Regions from separate parts of the Homo sapiens genome. Here region 1 is linked to region 2. A link is a contact called in ENCODE Hi-C or POLR2A ChIA-PET data. All regions are on one chromosome and are shown on one strand. The core of a region is the stretch at or near the end of the contact, and the rest is flanking DNA. Distances in the headings are between cores, read along the strand shown. Region 1 holds the start of ZMIZ2 (zinc finger MIZ-type containing 2). Region 2 holds the start of MRPL32 (mitochondrial ribosomal protein L32).

Region 1 (6,374 bases), core at 1,657-4,156, 1.8 Mb after region 2:
GCTCACTGCAACCTCCACCTCCCGGGTTCAGCAATTCTCCTGCCTCAGCCTCCCGAGTAGCTGGGACTACAGGTACACACCACCATGCCCGGCTAATTTTTGTACTTTTAGTAGAGACAGGGTTTCACCATGTTGGCCAGGCTGGTCTCGAACTCCTGACCTCACGTGATCTGCCTGCCTCGGCCTCCCAAAGTGCTGGGATTACAGGCGTGAGCCACCGCGCCAGGCAACTTTTTTTTTTGGGGGGGTGATGGTGGGGGGATAGAGTCTCGCTCTGTCACCCACGGTGGAGTGCAGTGGTGCGATCTCAGCTCACTGCAACCTCTGCCTCTCGGGTTCAAGCGATTCTCCTGCCTCCGCCTCCCGAATAGCTGGGAATACAGGTGCATGCCACCACACCTGGCTAATTTTTGTATTTTTAGTAGAGTAGGGTTTCACGCCACCATGCCTGGCTAATTTTTGTATTTTTTAGTAGAGACAGGGTTTCACCATGTTGGCCAGGCTGGTCTCGAACTCCTGATCTCAGGTGATCCACCCATCTTGGCCTCCAAAAGTGCTAGGATTACAGGCGTGAGCCACTGTGCCCGGCCTCAAGGAAGACTTTCTTAACAATTCATCATATAGTAGAAAATGAAAACATTCCCTAGAAAGGAGTGGACACCAGGTGGCCTTTCCCAGGGGAGCAGGGCAGGAATTATTGAAGCAGTTAGGAGGTGAGAGAGATGCCTGCCCTGGGGGCACCTGGGATGCTTGGCGTGGCCACTTCCAGCATCCTCCACAAACCTGCCTGCAACTCCCCCATACATGCAGCCTCTTCCGAGACAGAGGAATGGTCAGGGTCCCCTGGTGCCTGCCTCCCCCTTCATTTGGGTCTCTTCTTCAGGGCCAGCTCCACAGAGAATCCGTCCCTCATACCTCATCACTCCCTCCCCATTCTCTGGCCCTGATTTAGTTTTCTTCCTAACACTCTTTCTGACAGACACACTGTTACCTGTTAACTCATTTCCTTCTGTTTGTCCCCTCTAACATGCTTGCTGTATGGATGGAGGGGCCTTATTCTCCTGGTTCCTGGGGACAGACCAGTGTTCACAGACCCCAGACCAGGGACTGTTGTACAGCAGGCCTGCCATATTTGTTCAATGAACGAATGATTCCCAAAAGAAATAGAGCACAGAGTTCAGAGGCGGCCTTCAGGGAAGAAATTTCAACAATGTCAAAAATTAATTGTGGAGTATCCATTGATAGATGAATGGATAACTTAAATGTGGAATATGCATACAATGGAATATTATTCAGCCATAAGAAAGAAGGGGCTGGGCGCCGTGGCTCACGCCTGTAATCCCAACACTTTGGGAGGCCCAGGCAGGCGGATCACGAGGTCAGGAGATCGATTCCATCCTGGCCAACATGATGAACCCCGTCTCTACTAAAACACACACACAAAAAAATTAGCCAGGCGTGGTGGCGTGCCCCTGTAGTCTCAGCTACTCAGGAGGCTGAGGCAGGGGAATCGCTTGAACCTGGGAGGTGGAGGTTGCAGTGAGCCGAGATTGCACCACTGCACTCCAGCCTGGCGACAGAGTGAGACTCCGTCAAAAAAAAGAAGGGAAGGGAAGGGGAGGGAAGAAGGAAGGAAAGAAGGAAGGAAAGAAAGAAAGAAAGAAAGAGAGAGAGAAAGGAAAGAAAGAAAGAAAGAAAGAAAGAAAGAAAGAAAGAAAGAAAGAAAGAAATTCTGACACATGCCACAACATGGATGGAAGTGAGGACACTGTGCTAACTAAAGTAAGACTGTCACAAAAAGACATATAATGTATGATTCCACTTATACGATGTCCTTAGAGTAGTCTAATTTAGAGACGAATAGTGAATGCCAAAGGCTAGGAGGAGGAAAGAATGGGGAGCTAGTGTTTACTGGGTATGGAGTTTCCATTTGAGAAGATGAAAAAGTCCTGGAGACGGTTGGTGGTTGCACAAGAATGTGAATGTACTTGGTGCCACAGAACTACACTTGGAAACAGTTAAGATGGTAAGTTTTACGTTATGTGTATTTTACCACAATTAAGAAAAATTAATTATGGGTAGTTGAGAGAATGTGGTCTTCCTCAACTTACGGTAGGAAAAGTCAAGAATAACTTAAAGGCTGATAATAGCATTTCAAAGATCGAAACTGATCAGAGAGGCTATTCCATCAGGCTAGACTAGCTCAATAGTGACTTTTTCCAGAAGGAGAACCACTGGGAAGAGAGAACTGAGCAGTGAGGACAGCGAACTTGTTAAGTTTAGTTTTCTGCTTTAACGAGGGGCTTCCGGAGTCCTTTAATAAGATCCCCTCCCAAAAGTGGCACCCTGGGTCTCTCTGTCTCCCAGTCGTGTCCCCGCCCGCCGGGCCAGAGCAATGGACTCCCAGGAAGCAGGGGGGGCGCGGGCGGGGCGCGGGCGGGGCGGGTGGGGGAAGGGCAAGGACTCACTCTTCCTTTCCTCCTCCGCCGGGGCCCGCCCCGAGCCCTGGCCCCACCCCGGCTCTCTGGATCCGCCTCCTCCTCCCGACCCCGCCCCGGCACCTTGGCCCCGCCTTCCACTCGGCCCCGCCCCGGCGTCCTGGCCCCGCCTCCGCCGCCCGGCCCCGCCCCGCTCCCGGCGGACTGCGAGCAGGAAGAGCGCAGTGGCTCTGCCGACGCCGCGTTCAGAAAGGTGTGGAGGGGGCTGGGGGCGCAGGTCGCGATCAGGCTGCGTCTCCTGCCCGCCCAGCCACCTGCGGCCCTGGCCCCACCCTGCCGCTTTGGGCCGCTCGGGCTCGCGGCCGCCCCCGCCCCGAGCGCCGGCTCGGGGCTCTGCTGCTCTGGCCTGGGAGGCGGGGCCGGCTGCGCGGCGTCATGCATATGCATGAGCGGCGCGGCGGCGGCTCCATTGTGCCCTCGGAGCGGGCGGCGGCGCGATGGCGCGGGTGGCGGCGGCCCCGGGGCGGCGGGCGGCGCGGAGGGCGGGCTGAGCGCATGGAGCGGCGCGGGCCGGGGGCCGCCACGGCGAGGGGCCGGGCCAGGCCGGGCGGAGGTGAGCGGGGTCCTGGGGGTGGCCCCTGGCAACGCCGCCAGCAGGCAGGTGTGGGCCGGCGGGGGCAGGCAGGTGCGGCAGGTGCGGGCCGGCAGGTGCGGGCGGGCAGGCAGGTGTAGCTGGTCGCCCGGGGCGCCCCGGTTCCGCTGCGGCGCCACGGTAGGGTTCACAGCTGGGCTGGGGCTAGAGGCTCTGCCGCCCACCTGCCGGCACCTGCCACGCGTGCGTCGTGGTCTTGGGCAGGCTCGGCCCCGTGGGCGTCAGGGTCATCCAGCCCTCCCCTGAGTCTTTGTTGGAGGCTGGCCGAGGGGTGTAAGCGGCGCTCGGGGTTCTCCTGAGCGATGAAGGCTGGCCGGGCCTTCGCTCCAACCTGATCGTTCCTAGCTTTGGGGCCAGGCAGTCTCACCTACATGGTACGCCCCTCCGCTCCTACTTACGTGCCCACCAGCACGGCGATGTGGGGGCCGTCTGAGGCCGTCACCTGCTCGCGGAGGAGCTGTTCCGCTCCTGGGCTGAACGACGCTGAGCGGCCAGCCCCCAGCTGCCAGTTTTGATGGGGACACCCCTTTCCAAACTGGACATACTGAAGCTCAGGCGTGAGGATGCCCTGCTCCCCTGAGGTGCCTTGTCTTCCCTAGTGCCAGGTGTCCTTCACCGCGGCACCCCCACCCGGTGCCTTGTTTACCCCTCCACCTACCGTGTCTCTCCTCCCATTCCCTGGACCCTCTGCCCTGCAGTGTTCTGCCTCTCCTTCTCCCTAGGGTACCCTCTTTCCAGTATTACAGAACATCCATGGTGGTGTCTTTAATTTGTGTCATCGCAGATTTCACAGGGACACACACGGAACATGTGACTTGGTCTGAGACCGTGGTGATTACGGATAGGATGGACACAGACTCACCACCAAGTTCTGGCAAGCTAGAACCAGAGGGCATCCCTTGATGCTTAGTGTGGAAACAGGAGAAGTGAAGGAATCTTAACTTCCAGAGGTACTGACCTCTAGCCCTTGTCATGCCCAGGGGATAGTTACAAGCTGGAAGTGTAAATGAAGAGAACAAGCAGGTGACAGTTGCCGGTTGTAGATTTCTGAAGGACAGGCCTAAGATGTTTGGGGAGCATCCTGATTATTGGGATTGAGCTCCCAAGGGCTGATGACATGAAGGTGGTCATGTGTCCTCAGTCCTAGGATGCTACCAGATATCCATCTTACACATTGTAAACTGATGCCAGGTTAAGGTTGTCCCTTCAGCTGTTCACTGAAATGTCTCATGCCTGGGCCATTGCTTATTCCTGGACTTTTTGATGAACTCTGCATCCTGACTTAGCCCCACGCTTAGACATTTTAGTACTGTGGCCTTACAGGTAGAGGGGGCAGGACTTTCAGCTACCTGTATATGTGAGTACCCCACTTTTTGCTACCAAGGACCCCGCTCCTGCAACATTCCACAGCCATCATTTCTTCAATACCCTTTGACTCCATTGTCACCTGGGTTGGATCCTGACCCTGCAATCTTGGAGACAGTGAGTCCTGATGTGTGACCTATTGAGAAGCGTTGCCTGCCACAGGGCCCACTTGCTGGTCCTGCTCCTAGCTGACTAGGCAGGCAGAGAGGTGGCATGGAACAAGGCTCAGGAGGTCAACCAGGAGACTTGGGGGTGCAGCTACTCTGGGACATTTGGGGAAGAGAGGTCTGGGGTAGTGAGTTCTGTAACTCTGTCTAGAGGAAGATGTGATCTGACCCCCGAGAAAGCCTTGTGGCCCTCTAGACTGACCTTGTCCATCTCTCAAGGGGTCCTAGCTTCCAGCTGGAGTTAGTTTACAAGGAAAGCGCCAGGCACTAAGACCCTTGGTGGGCATGGGCCTTGCATGATCTGGGATCCAGATTCCAGGCTCCAGGCTTGTTCCCAACCCAGACTCAAAGCCAGGAGATGAGAAGAGGATCTGCACACACACAACGCAGAACACTATCCTATCATCAGGGGCACAGGGTCAAGGATACCAGACCTGGAGACTGGAAGTCTTTTCAGAGAGACTGTCCTCAGAGAGGAGACCAGAGGCATGAGTTCGGGTCGGCAGGAAATCCCCCTGTGCAGTGAAGAGTAAGCTCAGAGGGAACTGGAAATCTTTGTGGTCTCTGTCCACAGCAGAGAACCATCAGGGGTGGAATTCCCCAGGCTCATGTGACATAGGAGCCTGCTGTGGGCTCCTCCCCTCCTTGTACCTGCCCTGTGCTCCTTCTCCCCAGCTCACTGCATTTCCTAGATCTGAGGTTCTCAAACTACAGTTCCTGGACCAGCAGCAGCAGTAGCTGCAAACTTGTTAGAAATTCTGGGCTTAGGCCCCAGCCCATCCTACTGACTTCAGGTGGGGCTGGGCAGCCTGTCATCACCAGCTGCGAGCTGGTTTTGATGTGCTGCAGTTGGGGAGCTGCTGCCCTAGGTGACCTAAAATGAGGCAGTGCTGCACAGAGTGCTGCCTGCACTTTGAGGCCTTTGACCACGGGCGGGGGAGGGGGCACATCTGCTTGCCTGCCAGATTCCCTCTCTGTTCTTGGGACAGCAAAGTGGCCAGCCAACCCAACCAGCTTTCTAGTGGGGAAAGATTGTCACAGCAGTTCTGCGGAGACAGAAGGCTGGTGGTAGCAGTTGTATTGTAATTAAACTTTTTATTTTGAAATTATTGGCTGGACACAGTGGTGCTCACCTCTAATCCCAGCACTTTGGGAGGCCGAGGTGGGTGGATCACTTGAGGTCAAGAGTTCAAGACCAGCCTGGCCAACATGGCGAAACTTCATCTCCACTAAAAATACAAAAATTAGCCAGGCATGGACTATGGTGGTGTACACCTGTAGTCCAGTTACTCAGGAGGCTGAGGCAGGAGAATCGCTTGAACCTGGGAGGTGGAGGTTGCAGTGAGCCTAGATCGTGCCACTGCACTCCAGCCTCGGTGAAAGAGCAAGATTCCATCTCAAAAAGAAAAAAAAAAAATTAAAGATTCATGTGCATTATAAGAAATGACACAGAGAGATTTATTCTGTCCTTTACCCAGTTTGCCCCAATGGTAACATCTTGGAAAACTAGTACAACATTGCACCAGGACACTACACTGATACAGTAAAGAGGTTACAGCCTGTTGCCTTCTATTTTTTTTTTTTGAGATGGAGTTTCACTCTTGCTGCCCAGGCTGGAGTGCAATGGTGCGATCGGCTCACTGCAACCTCCACCTCCTGGGTTCAAATGATTCTCCTGCCTCAGCCTCCTGAGTAGCTGGGATTACAGGCGCCCACCACTACGCCCGGTTAGTTTTTGCCCAGCTAATTCTT
Region 2 (6,729 bases), core at 430-2,929:
CTCATGCCTTAAAAAAAAAAATTAGCAGGCAGGGTGGTGCACACCTCTAGTCCCAGCTACTCCAGAGACTGAGGCAGGAGGATCCCTTGAGCCCAAGAGCTGGAGGCTGCCAAGTCCCTGTCCCTAAAAAAAGGACCACATTTGTTTTCTTCATAAATAGGAACAGTGAATACATCCTGCACACACTATTCTGTCATATGTAATATAATGAGACCTTTTATTGCATAATTAAATTAATCTCGTTCAAAGGTTACAAAAAAACTATTACATACACCCACTGCTTACTGAAAACTGCCAAGAGAAAAGTACTTTTGGAATTTAAGACAACGTTATGTAATGGAAAGTGTATTTTTGTTATCAGAAAAAAAACCCAGTTTGAATGTCAACTCAGCTACTCACCGATGACCTTAGACAAGTTGTTTAATTTGTACAAGCTGCGGTTAGTTCATCTGTAAGAAGCTGAGATAACATTCATTATAGCAGTGGAAAGAGATGGAGCAGGTTAAGGTTAAGTTGCACCTAACAAAGTACTCAACAAGTTAGATCCCGCCTGCCTTCAGTTGTCAGGAGTACATTTTAAGTAAACTGGGCATTACTGATCCTTAAGAAAATGGGTAAGTCAGAAAACTTCCCCAGTCAATTTTTAAAAGTCTTCGGCGATGGTTTTCTCACGTTGAGAGCCATGGTTCGCCCCAACTGTATTTTGGAAAGTAAACTTATTATTCTAATCCCCTTTTCTACAATAGAAAAACCTACAATCTTGTTTAAAGTAAACATCCCCCTCCCCGACGTTCCCCCCAGTCCACCAAAAAAAGACCAAAACTCAAACTTGCCTCGTTGTTAGGGGTTCACAAAAAAGTGATAGGGGCTTTCGGTTTTTAGTCCTTATGTTTCTAATTCGTGCATCGAAGAAACCGAAAGCGGGAGGTTTTGAAAGACACTAGTGCCAAATGGAGACCAAGACTCCGACTTAACTGTAAAGCTGAGAGTTTTCCAAGAAAAGGGAACCCCACATATTTGACCAAGATTCCAAGTTTCAGAAACCACCGCATCAGGTCTACTTGAGCCAGGAAAAAAATCCTGAGTTCGGAACGGGCCACCCAGAGATGGTTAAGCTAAAACTGCCTTCTTTTCTGGTCTCCAAAGTGAAAGCGAATCCTTGGCTATGTGCCTCACCGTCCCGCAGCCCCATGTTAACCCCGCAAAACCGCATCCCCCCGACCCTCCAGCAGCCTCCGACCAAGGAAGCTCCAGGAATCCCGGGTCGGCCTGGCAAATGACTTTGCAAAGCCGCATTTCCAACTCCATTCCCTACTGGACCCTCCAGAAGCACCAATGCCGACGTCAGGATGGGAAAAACTAAATCGACAGAGTACCAGCAACCTCGACTACGCTGAAGACCTCGAGGGCCCCTTCCATACCTGAATGTAGTCAGCGAAAAGCTGTACCCGCGCTCCGCCATCTTTACCCGAAGAGCCAAAGCACAGCCGCACACATGCGCACTGTGGCCGATTTCCTTTCATTTCCCCGCCCCTCACCTTTCCTTTACTCTCTATGATTGGAGGAGAGTCAGAGCTGCTCCAAGAGCATGCGGGGTGTTGTAGTTCTAAGAAGCGAGGCTTGCCCGATTCTGTGCCTGTGCGCATGCTGAAAGCAGGGGCGGGACCGGGGCGGTCTTCCAGCAGGGAAAATGGCGCTGGCCATGCTGGTCTTGGTGGTTTCGCCGTGGTCTGCGGCCCGGGGAGTGCTTCGAAACTACTGGGAGCGACTGCTACGGAAGCTTCCGCAGAGCCGGCCGGGCTTTCCCAGTCCTCCGTGGGGTAGGTAAAGAAGGGCTCCGTGGGAGAGGGGGCTGATGACGGGACCTCGGGCAGCGTAGCAGACGCAGCTTACACAGTTCGCCCTCAGCCCCGGTTCTGATCCGCGGCCTCATGTCGGGGACGTAGTTCGTGACATTCCCATATTAGCGAGAACAGAACGACTGTTTTTGCGCTCCCTCCACCGCAAAAAAAAAAAAAAAAAAATTCCTCTGCTTGTTCCATTCGTACACAGAATGTAACCCAAGCTTGTGTCAAAGATAAATCATAGCCAGCCAGTAAGTAAAGCGCTGAAAACAGATTTTATTCAGTAACTACTGCAGGTAAAGAGCTGAGCTCCATCCCGGTTTGTGCAGAGGTGACTTTGGGCGTTTTAAAGGGAGAATGAGCGAGGCGGGAGTGTAGGGGCTCTGTAGAGTCAGAGAAGTGTAGTATAGTGAAGTCAGTGCAAATGTGATTAGCCGGCTGTGTCTGCTAGCTCGCAGTTGTCTTAGGGAGAATTCTATCCTCCCGCAGAGACTGGGAGACAAAGGCCCTATCCTTCCTAATGATTAGATTTCGAAGGAATGGCTCTCAGGGCCTTGAAAGAAAAGCTTCCGAGTTAGTTGCAAGGGATACGTATTTACAATTATATGCCCTTTCCAGGAAATGCTCTAAGGGAGTTCGGGACCTACTATCGGGGTATGTTGGCCAAAATAAATAGGAAATTTTCCAGGCAGCGTTGAGCTTTCTCAGGCAGGCACTTTAAAGGGGGGGCCGAGGTCATCCTAGGATACAGCCTTATGCTGCTAGAAACTATGCTAGAGTTTGGTCAAGTCTGTGGAGTTCAGGGATTTGTACAGAGTTGTCCTGAGAGGACAGTTCTGCAGGTCTCACTTGGCATCAAGGCTCACCACTCTCTGGATCTGTCTTTCCTTTCCAGCCCTGCCCTCACCTCCCCTCCCGCTTCCCCTCTCCCCCCTCTCCTCTTCCCTTCCCTTCCCTCCCTTCTTTCCTCCCTTCCTCCCTCCCTCCCGCGCAGTACATGTTTTCTGTGGTGTTTGAGCTCTGAGGAGCTGAATTCTGTTTCCCATGTTTCACTTGGAATTAATTTTAATTGGAAGTATCTTGGATGTTGAAACTGTCATGGCTTTGGCATTTACATTCTACTCAATTTCTAAGCAGCCTGAAAGTGATAATATCCAGAAATATACCAAGAAAATATATGCCACTATATGCCAAGCAATGTGCCAAGCTTTCTACATGTACTTCCTGGGATAATCTTGACAACAGTCCCATTAGGTGTATACACTTTCCAACTGAAACAGTAGGCTCACAATGGTCCCAAGTTCACAGACAGTCCTGAGCCTGTGTTGTTAATCACCGGGGCATGCTTGGCAATACTTGTGGACATACTGAAAATAAATGCCAGTTGTTAAGTGTTAGAGAACTTTGTGTATTTTTAAGAGTTCTTAAGATCAAAAGAAGTATGTGGGCTGGGCGCGGTGGCTCACACCTGTAATCTCAGCACTTTGGGAGGCCAAGGTGGGTCCATCACCTAAGGTCAGGAGTTCAAGACCAGCCTGGCCAACATTGTGAAACCCTGTCTCTACTAAAAATACAAAATTAACCAGGCGTGGTGGTGCACACCTGTAATCCCAGCTACTTGGGAGGCTGAGGCAGGAGAATCACTTGAACCAGGGAGGCGGAGGTTGCAGTGAGCCGAGGTCACGCCACTGCACTCTAGCCTGAGTGACAGAGTGAGACTCAGTCTCAAAAAAAAAAAAAAAAAGTATGGCACGTCTAAGAAATAGCAAGGAAAGGGTAAAGGAATGTTGATTTTATAAGCAATTCAGAAAAAGAGAAACTTTGATAGTCACATAAATAAGGCCATACAGAGAAATGGTGAGCTGGCTCTTTTCTTTAGAGAGCAGACAGGAATCAAGATTAAATGTTATGAGGAACTAAGTGACTTAAGAGGTTGTATCATAAAGGACCTGACTCAGTTTGAATATAAGAAAAGGCAATTGGCAGTTACATCAGTGCCGGTCAGAAGTGTATTCAGGAAATCTGTCTAGATTTACTTGTAAATTAATCAGGTACTTACTACCCGCCAAGTATTAATAGAATGTGGACAGTTGAGTGATTCTTTGCTTGTTTTGTTCAAGTTAGGTGCCTATCAGAGTCCTGTATTTTATGAGATAAGAAACTTGATGGAATTTCACTGATCTTCTTTTCAGCAGGATCCGCTAAGAAAAAATTCTGTGTTCCTTAAAATTGTATAAGCTTTAGTGTATTTTAATAGCTAAGGTTTCTCATTATTGAGTTTCACATTCTAAATTTTATATATAGTTTTTGTGTGTGTGTATGTTTGACCATTGATTGTTAAGGAAAATGATATCTGTAAATAGTAATTTAGAAGCTAGAAACTAATTCTGTATCTCTTATGTTTTATTTCCTAGGACCAGCATTAGCAGTACAGGGCCCAGCCATGTTTACAGAGCCAGCAAATGATACCAGTGGAAGTAAAGAGAATTCCAGCCTTTTGGACAGTATCTTTTGGATGGCAGCTCCCAAAAATAGACGCACCATTGAAGTTAACCGGTGTAGGAGAAGAAATCCGCAGAAGCTTATTAAAGTTAAGGTAATGCATTGATTTTTGTGGGTGTGCTTTTCCTCAAGTCCTCCATTGAATAAGCTCATGGTAGATTCCTATAGCCTAGGAATAAATTATTATCAGATTATATGTGTCTACTTTCCTCTGGCCTAAATGAAATACAGTATTCTCATTATATACATAATGAGAAGGCTAGAGCCTGCTGTCCTCTAGCCTGAGTATTAGAAACACAGTCAAGGAAGGAGTGAGTTTGGAGACTGGGCAAGGAACGAGGCTGTGAGGTGCCTACATGACTTCTGAATTGTGAGCTGTGTCAGTCTTGAGCTGTGTGAGTTTTGAACTACAGATGAGTAAACATCCTAACTATGGCAGAGCCTAGAATTAAAGCTAGAAGCAGTAGGTATACTGAATCTTGGGTTTTACAAGCCCTTACATATTTGTTTTATTTTTTTATCATTTCCAACAAAATACCATGAAGGAAAACCCTAAGATAAGTAATATAATAGCTAACAACAATTAAGTGTCTATGATGTATCTCAGTGCCTTATGTTTATTATATCTCATCATGTCTTATAGCCCTCCAAAGCAAATAAGATATTCTTCATTATTAGGATGAAAAAACTGAGGCAAAAAGAATTTGCCTGTGGTCACACAGCTATGAAGCAGTAGATTTTCGAGCTCTGATTTTTGACCTCATGTTCTTTTAAAGATTTTCTTTGTGTTCTCCTATCCTCAGACAATTTCAGATTCTCCTCGCTGACAACATGGATGTACTGTCTTCATTGATCTAGTAAAGAAAAATTACAGTGTGTATTACCTCTGATCTGTTCATGTATGGTTTTAACAGTTAGGATTTCAGTTACTGTTTACTTCATGGCGTTCCACAACAGCAGCACCATACAGATGAAACTCGAGAACAGAAAGCTGACTTTCATAAGCATCCACATTCTGTTAAGCAAAACCTTAGAACTTAAGCCAGAAAGTATTATTGAGTGATGGTTGGGGCTGAACTTAAATGTAGAACTGAAAAACACTTTATTACTTAAGACTTACAGTAATTCATAAATTTGCTCAAGAGGACGTAAGATTTTAGGAATGAGATCTTGCACTGATCTATTATGTGACTTCCCTGATCGCATTTATTCTGAAGGAATAGTTCTTATCCTGTGCATTTATTTTCTTCCTTGAATTATTTTCTGTTACATACGGTATATAGTGTGTTATGTTGGGTACTTTGATCACGAAAGGAAGACCAGCTGACTGTGGGTGTCTTCATACCTTCAGTTGTGCATGCAATCCAGTTTCCAGTAGTGGAGCAAAATGAGAATATGGTTAGGCAAGTAATATACAAGCCTCTTTCTTCCTTTCAGAAAAGGAAATTCTTTTGTTATCTGCCTCACAAATGTTAGTATATTAATCTTATCAAGTGTTTAAAGCTTCTTTAATGATCCTGTTTAGTATTTTTCTTTGTATTTTCTTTCAAACCTACATCTAGAATAAGTTGATAAATCTTTTAGAGGTTATAATGTTTCTATTTTATATTTAAAGTTGGAGATATATATATATCTATATCTATCTCTATATATATATATATACACACACATATATATATCATTAAAATACCCTAAGAATGTAACATAGAAAATAATTTTACATTAAGGAATAATCAGTGTTCATTTTTAAAAAGAAAAATTATACCATATACGAAACCTGTATTCTGTACAGGAATTTGAATTACACTGTGATAAAAAGAGGAAGCCAAGGAAGTCAACTTGTAATGTTCTTATCTTGTTTTCCCTAAGATAGATTGAAAGACAAAGGGAATTCACTTTTCCTTGGTGTCTTATTTAAGATGCTGATTGTTTGGGTCACTTCATTATGTTGACAAATTCCTTATTTGATATTTAGTATTTGGAGTTAGGGGAAATGAGTATTTCTTTTTTCTTTTTTACATAACTACAACTGCTGTGTTTAAGTAAAGATACCAGATTCAGGTTGGCTGAATTCTAGTTCTAGTTTTTCTCTAATTCAAACTCAGTGTTGCTTGTCTTCAGTCTTCCTGTTAAAGTGAGGTGGAACTAGATGGTGTATGATGACCTCATGTAGCCTGAACATCCTAAGAAAGTTAAAATGTAAGCATTGCTCCTGTCAGTGGTTATTTGTTCGTTATATTGCCTCATGTTAAAATACGTTTTTGTTTATTGTTTTAAAGAACAACATAGACGTTTGTCCTGAATGTGGTCACCTGAAACAGAAACATGTCCTTTGTGCCTACTGCTATGAAAAGGTGTGCAAGGAGACTGCAGAAATCAGACG

What was found. A loop is a pair of places that touch in the nucleus more often than their neighbours do. ChIA-PET counts read pairs that join two places held with the same protein, here RNA polymerase II (POLR2A). Pooled maps may share reads with other maps.
Region 1: a loop to region 2 is called in a pooled map, with 10 times the contacts of the local background. The contact joins the promoter of ZMIZ2 here to the promoter of MRPL32 in region 2. A Hi-C loop is called at or near these places in 1 of 37 single-sample maps with no recorded cell type and 9 of 50 pooled maps. POLR2A ChIA-PET finds 5 or more read pairs at or near these places in 1 of 52 experiments (CD8-positive, alpha-beta T cell).

Annotation. Positions count from the first base shown.
Region 1 is chr7:44,745,941-44,752,314 of GRCh38, forward strand. It overlaps ZMIZ2 (zinc finger MIZ-type containing 2), which reads left to right and starts at 2,907. Exons shown (of 19, transcript NM_031449.4): 1 at 2,907-3,051. RefSeq lists silencers at 2,402-2,931, 3,042-3,151, 3,162-3,211 and an enhancer at 4,992-5,461.
Region 2 is chr7:42,930,697-42,937,425 of GRCh38, forward strand. MRPL32 (mitochondrial ribosomal protein L32) reads left to right here and starts at 1,680. Exons shown (of 3, transcript NM_031903.3): 1 at 1,680-1,820; 2 at 4,259-4,440; 3 at 6,626-6,729. The coding sequence starts at 1,691. PSMA2 (proteasome 20S subunit alpha 2) reads right to left here and starts at 1,478. Exons shown (of 8, transcript NM_002787.5): 1 at 1,422-1,478. The coding sequence starts at 1,462. RefSeq lists an enhancer at 1,629-1,858.